2 separate regions of the Homo sapiens genome follow, and region 2 is linked to region 1. The links are chromatin contacts, found by Hi-C or POLR2A ChIA-PET in ENCODE. All regions are on one chromosome and are shown on one strand. The core of a region is the stretch at or near the end of the contact, and the rest is flanking DNA. Distances in the headings are between cores, read along the strand shown.

Region 1 (5,396 bases), core at 924-3,423:
GGACTGAACATTGTATTGGTTATATGCTGTGCCTGAGCTGGGTGCTGGTAGAAACCTTGGTCCCTACCATCACAGAGTTTACAACCTATCCAAGGAAATGAGTCTCTTGCATACATGTAGAGACTTAGACCCTATTCATAGTGGTACCTTATCTTACAGATGGGGAAACTGAGGTTTCAGGAGAGTTATGTGACTTGTCCAGTAAATGGTGGAGCCAGGATTTGATTTGAGTCTCCTCTTTCCCAGTTAAATGCTGTTTGCAGCAGAATGCACAGGTCCCAGGTGTGAAAGGATGTGGAATTGAGAGTAAGGGCTGTAGAGGACAACAGAAATAAGGAACCACCCACTCATTCAGCAAATGTTTGGCCAGGGGCAAGATGTGGTGCCTGGTGCTTGGGACACAGAGAAGATTAAGACCAAAGGACACAGTTTAGCCACAGTACCTAACCCTGCACAGAAAAGAGGCGACCGGGCTACTAATGGAGCACCGAAAAGGGGCTCAGCCTGCCACGGGGTGAGAAGGCTCCCAGGAGGGGCGAGGGCTGAGGCTTGGCACAGCACGAGACTGCAGGTGATCTGGTCACTCCCCAGCTTCTTGAATGCCCTCAGGATGGAGTCCAACTCCTGCGTTTGGTATGCCAGCTCTGCTCAGCTCTCCCAGCTTCCTCTCAGTCCTCCCCACCCTTCTCAGAACCTCCCTTTGGACTTGGGTTGGGTGGTGCTCCTCTTTGGGAAGCCCCTCTGACATCACCCCTGAGCACGTTAGGTGCCCCTCATCTGTATGGTCTTGTCTTCTTGTGCTTACCATGTGACACTTGGCACTCTGTTTGGGCACCGCCTACACTGGCTTTCCTACAGGGAATGCAATTTGAGTGCTGGCCGAGGTCCCTGTACCCAGTATGAGGCCTGACAATAGAAGTTGTTCTGTGTTTGTTAAATTAACATCACAGGTCACTCTGGTGCTTCCCTGAGGTCCTCTCGCTGCACCAAATCTATTGACCTTCCATCTAACCCTGCCCAGTGTGGCCTCCAAGAAGCCTCAGATGAACGCTCAACAGTCCAGCCCCTTCCGCATACCCAGCAACTACCCAGTTCTTATGGTCTTCCACTTACTCATTTTTTAAAATGCGGTTTATTTATTGCCAATGGCTGCTCTGTGCCGGGCCTTGTGTGTGGGGTGGGGGATGAGGAGAACAAGAGCCAGGCCGCACACTCCAGCAGCTCAGAGTCTGGTAGAGGAGGCAGCTGTGTGTAGGGACAAGTGTAATGTTGGACAAGGGGATGTGCAAGCTGTTGTGGAGAGACTAAGTCTGGGGTGGGGCAGGGGAAGGTTCCACTCCTGTGGTGACATTTATCAGGGTCTCTAAGGATGAACAAAGAATTAGGAGGGACATTCTTGGCCCAGGGAATGAACCGCAGGTGCGGAAGCACGATGAGGAGATGGATCCTGGGAGGGAGGGGTGACCAGAGATGACACTGGCAGGTAGGCTGCAGGGGGTGGTCGTGCGGATGTGACCTTGAGTGGCAGCCCGTGGCGGGCACTGTGGTGTTCAGTAAGGGAGCAGAGTCTTTGTCAGACACGGGCAGGAAGCGCAGGGCGGCTTGGAGGCGGCAAACTGCAGAAAAGGAAACCGGCCAGGAGACGGGGGTGGGGGCGAGGAGGGTGGACGTGAGGAGAAAAGCAGGGCTGTGGCAGTGGTGCTGCAGAGGAGACGAGAGTTGAATATGGCTCTGAGGTTTCTAACTGAGTGGCGGGGCGGCGCCTCCGCGGAGTGAAACCATCCAGGCGGAGCTCTCCAGCCGGCGACACGCGTGGCACAGGCACGGCGACGACGCCGCTCATGCCAGTTACAGACCCCCTCCCCTCCCAGCCCCCGCTCCTTTCCTGGAGGCTGGAAACCCTCCGACGGAGGGCCGGCCTCTGGGGATGGGACGTGGTCCCCTGGCCCACTCTGGCTGTCCCGAGAATGCCCAGGCCCGGCTTCAGCCGCGACCACATCGGGAAGATGGAGCCGGGCTGGTCGCCGACAGCACCCGGGCAGCGCCCTTCTCGCCCCTTCCACGCGGCCGCGGAGGCTCACCTGAGGGCTCACCCTGGGGACACGGCATTCCTACATGAGATGGGGGTCCGCCCTCCTGCCCCGTTTCCTGTGCGGTGGAGGGGGCCAGCCCTAGCGAGGAGCGCCTCTCACTCCCACCCTAGCTCTTAGCTCACAATCCTCAGAGCAGGGGAGGGGTTGCGGGTCTGTAGTCGGGGAGAAGGGCCTCAGTTTCCAGGGGAGCCCAGGTCTTGTAGTGGGGGCGGTGGGGAATGGAGGAGTCCCAGGGAAGGGGACGTCTCCTCTACCTGGGCCAGGCTGGGAAGGCTTCATGGTGGAGACGGCGGGCCCAGGCGCGTGGGCCCGGAGTGGGGCGGGAAATGCGCTGGGGAGGCGAGGCTGTGCCGGGATGCTGGGCCCAGCCTCTCCTGGGCCCCTAGAGGTAAGCTCCACGCGGGCAGGGCTGCTTGTACGTTTGCTTCGCTACTGTTCGCTGTGCCTATAGGAAGGGCATAGGCACATAGGAATACTATTTGGATGAATGACAAGCTAAGGAATTTGGATTCAATTCCTGAAGAAAAGTTTTTCAGTAGGAAGGTGACATGGTCAGGTTGTTTCAGGAAGACTAACCTGGCAGGCATTGTGGAGGAAGGATCTGCAATCCCGCAGGGCAGGAGGCAGGTGAGCAACAGATGGGATGGGAAGAAGGAGCCCCCTCAGGAGCCCATGTGAGATGGACTCCCACGGGTGAGAGCAGCGAGAGGGAGGGGATAAGAGCATCTCAGAGGTGACTATCTTTGGCAGCTGGGCTGACAAAGTGCTACAGAAAGAAACTTTTTGGTATTGGGTAAGGATTTCAGGCATGGGTTCTCAGATAGTGCCCCATCCTCACCAGTCCACCGGAAGCGACACTGGAGCAGGGATCACTGTGAGGACCCCACAGGAGAATATAAAAGGGCAAGGGAGCTAGAAGGTCAAGTGACACTTTGCCTCTCCTTGCAGCCAGCCCGGGAAAGAGGAGTTTAAGACCAAGCATGTTCTGAGAACACCACACAGCAAGTACTGGGCTACATGTTGTACAGACATTCTCATCATGTCACTGGAACTTCTCAGCTAACCTGAGGTTAGTGTTAGCATTCCCATCCTACAGAAGAGGAAGTAGGGGATCAGACAGCTGATTCTACTGAAGAACACACCATTAATAATTAGTGGAGCTGAGACCTGAAAACAGTGATACCAAAGTCAGACCTAGGGTGTGTGAGAAACCGGGCGGAGGCAACAAAAGGTTTGCTACACGCCCCAGCCTGAGTCAGGCCAGCTTCCTTTGACCATCCACGTGTTTCTCTTCATTGCTCCCTGCCATGTGGCCCATTAAAGTGGCAAATTAGCCAGGCATGGTAGCTCACACCTGTAATCCCAGCACTTTGGGAGGCCAAGGCAGGCAGATCACGAGGTCAGGAGATCAAGACCATCCTAGCCAACATGGTGAAACCCTGTCTCTACTAAAAATACAAAAAAAAAATTGGCCGGGTGTGGCAGTGCGTGCCTGTAGATCCAGCTACTCGGGAGGCTGAGGCAGGAGAATGCTTGAACCTGGGAGGCGGAGGCTGCAGTGAGCCGAGATTGCACCACTGCACTCCAGCCTGGGTGACAAAGCTAGACTCCATCTCAGAAAAAAAAAAAAAAAAGAGTGGCAAGTTAAAAATTGTAGCGTAATGATTATACCAGCTTACCTTTAAACCAAGTTTACATTCCAGCGTTAACACTTACCAGATGTATAAACATGAACAAGTTACTTTTTCTGAACCTGTTTCCTAATCTGTAAAATGGGATTGTTGTCAGAATTAAATGAGATTATATGCTTGACAGAGAGTAGAAGCTCAATTATTAGCATTATTAATCTAAGGATATGATCATACATCTATTAACCTGGACATCCCCAAAGTTTCCTTCAGGAGAGGGGAAGGAAGCAGGGTAGCTGAGAAAGATACCCCCCTAACAGAAGTTTCTAGCTTCCCTCATTCTGGATCTCACAGGAAGTACAGAACAGGAACAGTAAGTTAGGCTACTTACACTTGTGCTAATATGGTAGCCAGCAGCCACATGTGGCTACTGAGCACTTGAAAGGTGGCTAGTCTGAATTGAGACGTGCTGTAAGTATAAAGTACATACCAAAGTTTGAATGCTTAGTTTAAAAAAGAATGTAAAATAATTTCTTTTAGTAATTTGTTGAAATGCTAATAGTTTGGATATGTTGGGTTAGATAAAATGTATGTATGTATTTATTTTTTTGAGACAGGGTCTCACTCTGTCACCCATGCTGGAATGCAGTGACATGATCATGGCTCAAAGCAGCCTGGACCTCCCGGGCTCAAGCAATCCTCCTACCTCAGCCTCCCAAGTAGCTGGGACCACAGGCACATGCCACCATGCCTGGCTAATGTTTGTATTTTTTGTAGAGATGAGATCTCCCTATGTTGGCCAGGTTGGTCTTGAACTCTTAGGCTCAAGCGATCCTCCTGCCTCAGAGTCCCAAAGTGCTGAGATTATAGGCATGAGCCACTGCACCTGGTGATAAAATGTATTCTTAAAGTTAATTTCACTTTTTACTTTTTGATGTAGCTACTGGAAAAATTTAGATCACACATGTGGCTCACATTATATTTCTATTAACTGCATTGACTTGGATCCTTCACAGGATATAGGTGCAGAGCTGCAGATGTCCATCCATTGATTTATTCTTTTTTTCTTTCTTTTTTTTTTTTTTTTTTTTGAAGTGGAGTCTCACTCTGTCGCCCAGGCTGCAGTGCAGTGGCACAATCTCGGCTCACTGCAACCTCCGCCTCCCAGGTTCAAGCAATTCTCAGGCCTCAGCCCCCTGAGTAGCTGGGATTACAGGTGCCCGCCACCACACTCAACTGATTTTTATATTTTTAGTAGAGATGGGGGTTTCACCCTGGTGGCCAGGCTGGTCTTGAACTCCTGACCTCAAGTGATCTGCCTGCCTTGGCCTCCCAAAGTGCTGGGATTACAGGCATAAGCTACCATGCCTGGCCCACTTATTCATTATTAAGAGTGTTTATCATGCGCCAGGCACTATTTTAGATGCTCGAGACAGCAGTAAACAAGACAAAGACAGTCTCTGTCCTCACAGAACTTATAATCAGAGAACTTATAAACAGAAGCAAAACATAAATCATTTCTGGTTGTGCTAAATGCTGTGGAAAACAAAGCAGAATCAGAACCACTTTAATGTGAGAAGGGTTGGTATTTCTGATAGGGTAATCAGGGAAGTGGTATTTCAGCAGGGACCTAAAGGATGAGAAGACACAAACCTGCAAAGACCCTGGAGGCAAT
Region 2 (5,396 bases), core at 128-2,627, 450 kb before region 1:
TATTTTTAGGAGAGACAGGGTTTCACCATGTTGTCCAGGCTGGTCTTGAACTCCTGACCTCAAGTGATCTGCCCACCTCGCCTTCCCAAAGTGCTGGGATTACAGGCATGAGCCACTGCGCCCGGGCTGAAAGATTTTTTAAAAATTCATTTTTGCATTTATATTAACCAAAGTCATGGGAATGACAACTGGAGTGTCCAATTAGGATGAGACTAGCTGTGCATGAGCTTTCATTGACCTAACTCCTAATGACTTATGGACTATATCTGGTGGACACTAGTATTTCTGATAAGAGGGAGGTTTGCTGACTGTTTTGGGAGAATGGGATCATTCACTGGATTTTTTCACGGCTAGGTAGAGTAGACCCTCCCCCTCTAGTCTATCCCAGGCCCTTTGGTCAAATTTCAAGGCTCTTGGTAACCTTCTGGGGGGTGCCAGGAGGCCCTAATGAACACATCCATGTTCTAGACACAAAAGGGCAGCTTTTAGAAGGTTTTCCTCATTACTGGAAGCATTTTGTATAGACAGAATAGCCCTCTGACCCAAAGCCTGGCATAAAGGTGGCACTCAAATATTTGATGAATGAACGAATAATGGCAAGTGTGGTGGACAAAGGAGAGCAATAGTGAGGGACACGAAAAGAGCCTGAAACACCCTGCTTCTGGAAGAGGAATGACAAGATAAGAAGGCAGTGTTGGCAGAGTTATATAGAACCACCTTGTAGGGGATACACATTGAGTGTGGGTATTTGCACAGCTAAAGAATGTGCCCATTAGAAAGGGCCGCCCAGCTTGTTGTAGACTTAGAGATCTAAGGCTGATTAAGAAGTAGTTTCTGCCTTCAAGAGGCCTCAGGTCTGCAAGGATAAGAAAGAAGTAAATCAGAAATTCAGGTGGAGTAGGATAAACACTGCAGTTAAGGCAGAAAGCACTGTGTGTACACAGAGGAGGTGAGCAGGCAGCACCCAAAAAGATGGGATGCGTCCACTGGATTTGGGAGGAAGAATAAGTATTAGAGGACAAAAGGGGAAAGAATTCCAGGCAGACAGAACAGCCTGCACACAGAGAGGACCAGAGGCATGGGCAGCCTGGCGCATCTCTGCAGGCTGCAAGTGGCTTAGGGTGGCTGCAGGAGCAGGGATTTGAAGAGGGGGGAGAGGGGAGGGAGAAGAGGCTGGCTGAGCTAGGTCATGCAGGATCCAAGGGCAGAGGCTCAAATGGTGAGAAGTTTGCCTTTATCCTGAAAGCTCAGAGAGCCACTGAAGGCTTAGACCAGGAGTGGAATGATGTAATTTGCATCTTAGAGGGCCTGATGCAGAGGTTCTGCTGAAAAGAGCAAGACGGGGGCCAGGCAGACCAGTCAGGAGGCTGCCAGTTTGGCTGAGGAGGCAGATGATAGCGTCCTAGGCCAAGGCAATGGCAGCTGGAAGAGAGAAAGGGGGCTTCTGTTTGCGGGGCTCCCGAAGATCATGTCTGAGTGCCTCATTCTCTAAATCTCAGGCCAGCAGTGACAGATGAGGTTAGCAGAGAGGGCATACAGGAGTATATTGTTTACTTCTGTTCATTTTTTCCCCCAGGCAAAGACTCATACTACTCTGAGAATAAAAATAATCTGTTTATAGAAAAATTGGGAAATAGGTCAAATTTGAGTAGCTGGCTGGACAGCCAGAAGCCTAGCCCCTTATGTGGAAACAAGCATCTTTTCCCAGTGTGGAAAATCCATCTACTTTTCCATGTGTTTTTCATCACACTCAGAGATTCTCAATGGGGCTCAGGCAGGAGGGTAGAAAGCATTTTGCACCCCCCAGGGGACCTCTGGCAAGGTCTGAAGGCATTTTTTAGTTTTAACATCCTGGATAGGGGGTGTTTTTGGGATCTAGCAGGTAGGGACCAGGGACGCTGCTAAACATCCTACAATATACAGGACAGACCCTCCATGACAGAGAATTACCTACCTCAAAATAGTAGTAGTGCTGAGCTTGAGAAACCCTGCCCTAGTAAATGAGTGTAAACTAAAACGACAAGCCTCGGGAAACCTCTCCCCTAGGCAGGGCAAAGGGACCCTTGGATCATCAGAGCCAAGTTGGAAAAAGAGTATGTGAGGGCGGGTACCTGAATCAGGAAGTGTTATTAGAAGTTGCAGCTCTACAAATGAGCCAAGGGCTTGAGGCTTCCTTCCTGGGAGAAAAAGACCTTTACAGGAGATCCACAGTGCATGAACCAAAGGTGTCTATGACCCCCAGAGGGAAGCCCCAAGGTCAGAGGCTCCCAGAAGCACCCAGGCCCAGGTATCAGTCCTGACAGCAACTGGCACCAGCGAAAGGAGGTAGGAGGGATCCTGCTGGAATCACTCCCAAGGTGCAAGTGTATTCCCTGCTGAGCATCAAGGCCACGGTTGGCCCCTGTTACTGCCAGAGAAGATGAATGGTCCCCCCAGGTGTGCTGGTGGGGAAAGTAAGCTGACCATTAGCAAACAACGGACCCGACCTGAAATGCAGCTGACAAATGTGTCAAATGAGGAAGGAGAAAGGGGGCAGTGATTTCCAGGGGCCTGTGGTGTGCTGGCCCTCCAGGTGGGTGGGGCCTCTGCTCTTCCTCTCATCTTCTCAGGCTGCTATGGTCTGATGAACGTTGGTGCCCTCCACCCCAAATTCCAATGGTGAAACCTAACCCCCAAAGTGATGGGATTAGGAGGTCAGGTCTTTGGGAGGTGATCAGGTCACGAGGGCAGAGCCCTCACAAATGGGATTTGTGCCCTTGTACGAGAGGCTGGAGGGAGCTTGTTTGCCCCCTTTTGCCCTCCCATCACATGAGGACACATAGCAGGTGCCATCTATGAGGAACAGGCCTGGACACCAAATCTGCTGGAGCCTTGGTCTTAGACTTTCCAGCTTCCAGTACTTTCAGCAATACATTTCTGTTGGCCATAAATTATCCCTTCTAAAGTATTTTGTTATAGCACCCCGAAAGGACGACAGCTGCCATTTTGGGGCCCTGAAAGCACTCAAGAATGGTAGGAGGCCCAGCGGAGGCAGGTCTGTGGTCAGCTGGGGGCATCCTTTCTCATCCCAGAAGCCAGGGAAAAAGTCATTGTCACAAGGACATACCCTCTCTGGGCCCCCTGGCCCTGGACTGATCTCCACCTGGCTCTTTACTGGGCTTACCAGAGTACAGGCGTCACCGGGCAGACTGGCACCCCCATGGCTCTGGCACTTCTAGTTGGGTCATCAGTGCTGTCTGACACCCTTGTATCTGTTATCCCGGCTCAGCACAAACAATTAGAGAAGATGGAGGAGGGAGCAGAAGCCTATTTTGTCTAGGGCGGTCAGGGAAGGCATATAGGCTGAGACCTGAAAGATGCAAAGAAGCCAGCCATGTGGCGATCTGGGGGAAGAGCCTTCCAGGCAGAGGCAGCAGCACTGCAGAGGTCCTGAGATGGAAAAGCGTGACTTACAGGAACTGTCAGAAAGTCAGTGGGCTGGAGCAGGGAGGGGGAGCTGTGAGAGGAGGCTGGAGAGGCAGGGAGAGGCTGGATCACGCAGGACCTTGTGGGCCTGACTGGGACTTTGGATTTTACTGTAGGTGGGATGGGACCCCACTGGGGAGTTCACTCAGGCCTCTATGTGGAGACCAGACTGGAGGCTGGAGTCCAGTCCAGATAAGAGATGGTGGCTGCTTGTACCAGGGTGATAGCAGCAGCGGGAAAGGAGGGTTTGATGTGAGATATGTTTTGGAAATTGATCAGACAGATGTTGGTGATGATTTGGATAAGGAGTTAAGAGAAGTGAAGAATCAAGAAAGACTTCTGCATTTCTGCATTAAGTAACTGGGTGGATCATAGACCACTAACTGAGAGAGGGAAAACTGGAGGAAGGGGGAGAGAAAAATCAAGAATTCGGTTTTAGATCAACATGGACGCCACTGTCAGCCCAGCAGGGGAGGCTGATGGGGCAACACACGTTGCAGGGAAAGGTGGCGTGTGGTGGGGGGCATGGGGGACCTCACAGGATTCTCAGAAACCCTTGTCCAGTTGATCCTGCTTCTAATCTCGCCTCTCTACCTTCATCCTGTTTGCTTCCCAGAACATATTCTTAATTATGCCACTCTTCTGCTCAAGAGCCTCTGATGACTTCTCATTCCTTATCAGATGAAGTCCAAACACCATGGCCTCACCTGGGGTCTCAACCAACATTTCCAGTTTGAGAAAAAAATGCTGAACTAGAAGGATAGCCTGTTGGCTGAGTACACACTGCCCTCTGGTGGCCAAATGCCCAATAGCTGCATCTCCCTTAGGAGGGCACAGTACACCGCACACTGAGGCACGGGTAGGGCCAAAGCCCATCTCCAGGTCCCGTGGCAAGTTAACTCCCAAGCGATTTGCTTTCGGTCAGCTGAGCCTGCAGCGGGGCCACGGCCTTCCCTGTTGCACCCCTGTGGACTGGAGGCTGCACACACCTTGGGAGCAGAGAGGACTGTGAGAAGAGCTTCTCCTCAGTCCCTGAGGCCAGCTAGCCAATTGTGGAAGAAGAGACAGAGGGTCTGAGAGGCCAGAGTGTTGCAAATGGCTTCTTACCTCCTGAATCTGTTCCTTCATCACCCTGATCTCATTCTCTCGAGGTTCTATTTGCTTCTTCAGCTCCTTTATTTTGTAGTCAAGCACAAACTTGAATTTCCCTAGTTCTTGATTTTTCTTTTTCAGATCATAAATTCGCTTCTCCTGGGGGTGAGATGAGAGAGAAGTGAGAGATATTGTAAGGCCCTGGTATACTGCAGCCCTTTAGGGCAAAAGAGCACGAAGCCTGTGACTCTCCTGGTTGAAGAGGTCAACCAGGAGACTCCTCTCCTCCCTTCGTCAGTACAGAGGCTGGCACTCCCCCCATGGGGCTACAGCACAGACCCCTCAGCCTCTGTACAAGGACTCTCATGCATTCACTCACTCATTCATATTAGGTTGTGAACAGCGGTATTTTCCAACGATGGCCCCCACAGCATCTCCCGCCCCACACTCCAGCTGTTCTACAGCGTGACCTTGCTGCTTCTCCATCAGGAGGTGGAAGCGAATCCCCTTCCCTTGCATTTGCCTTGACTTGTGACTTGTTCGTAACCCAAATAATGCAGCAGAAGGGAGACTGTGTGGCTTCCAAGGCTAGGCCAAAAAAGGCCAAGCAGCTTTTATCTGGCTCTCTTGGGACACCTGCATTGGGGGAGGGCATCTGCTATGTAAGAAGTCCAACTACACTGAGACATCCAGGCTGGTGGGCACATTAGGGGCTCTGATCAAAAGACCCAGCTGAGCCTAGCCTCCCAGACACCCCTGCCAAGGTGCCAGACATGTGACTGAAGAAGCCACATTGGATGTTGATCTTCCAGCCTCCAGCTGTTTTGAGTCACCCCCAG

What was found. A loop is a pair of places that touch in the nucleus more often than their neighbours do. ChIA-PET counts read pairs that join two places held with the same protein, here RNA polymerase II (POLR2A). Pooled maps may share reads with other maps.
Region 2: a loop to region 1 is called in a map of vagina, with 8 times the contacts of the local background. The contact joins the enhancer-like site here to the promoter of TMEM269 in region 1. A Hi-C loop is called at or near these places in 2 of 168 maps with a recorded cell type or tissue (mammary epithelial cell and vagina) and 4 of 50 pooled maps. POLR2A ChIA-PET finds 5 or more read pairs at or near these places in 3 of 52 experiments (activated B cell, activated CD4-positive, alpha-beta T cell and naive thymus-derived CD4-positive, alpha-beta T cell).

What each region holds. Positions count from the first base shown.
Region 1 is chr1:42,781,768-42,787,163 of GRCh38, reverse strand. It overlaps TMEM269 (transmembrane protein 269), which reads right to left and starts at 2,173. Exons shown (of 6, transcript NM_001354602.2): 1 at 2,082-2,173. It overlaps TMEM269-DT (TMEM269 divergent transcript), which reads left to right and starts at 2,269. Exons shown (of 4, transcript NR_133055.2): 1 at 2,269-2,481; 2 at 3,042-3,162. RefSeq lists an enhancer at 1,432-2,173.
Region 2 is chr1:43,226,303-43,231,698 of GRCh38, reverse strand. CFAP57 (cilia and flagella associated protein 57) reads right to left here. Exons shown (of 23, transcript NM_001378189.1): 18 at 4,573-4,716. All of the region lies in intron 1 of LOC105378685 (a long non-coding RNA gene), which reads left to right. Among named protein-coding and RNA genes, the nearest start is that of TMEM125, 41 kb to the left of the region's middle. Within about 2 kb of position 1,377, at least 2 of the 41 ENCODE cell types and tissues checked have a DNase peak (open chromatin) inside an H3K27ac peak, as active enhancers do.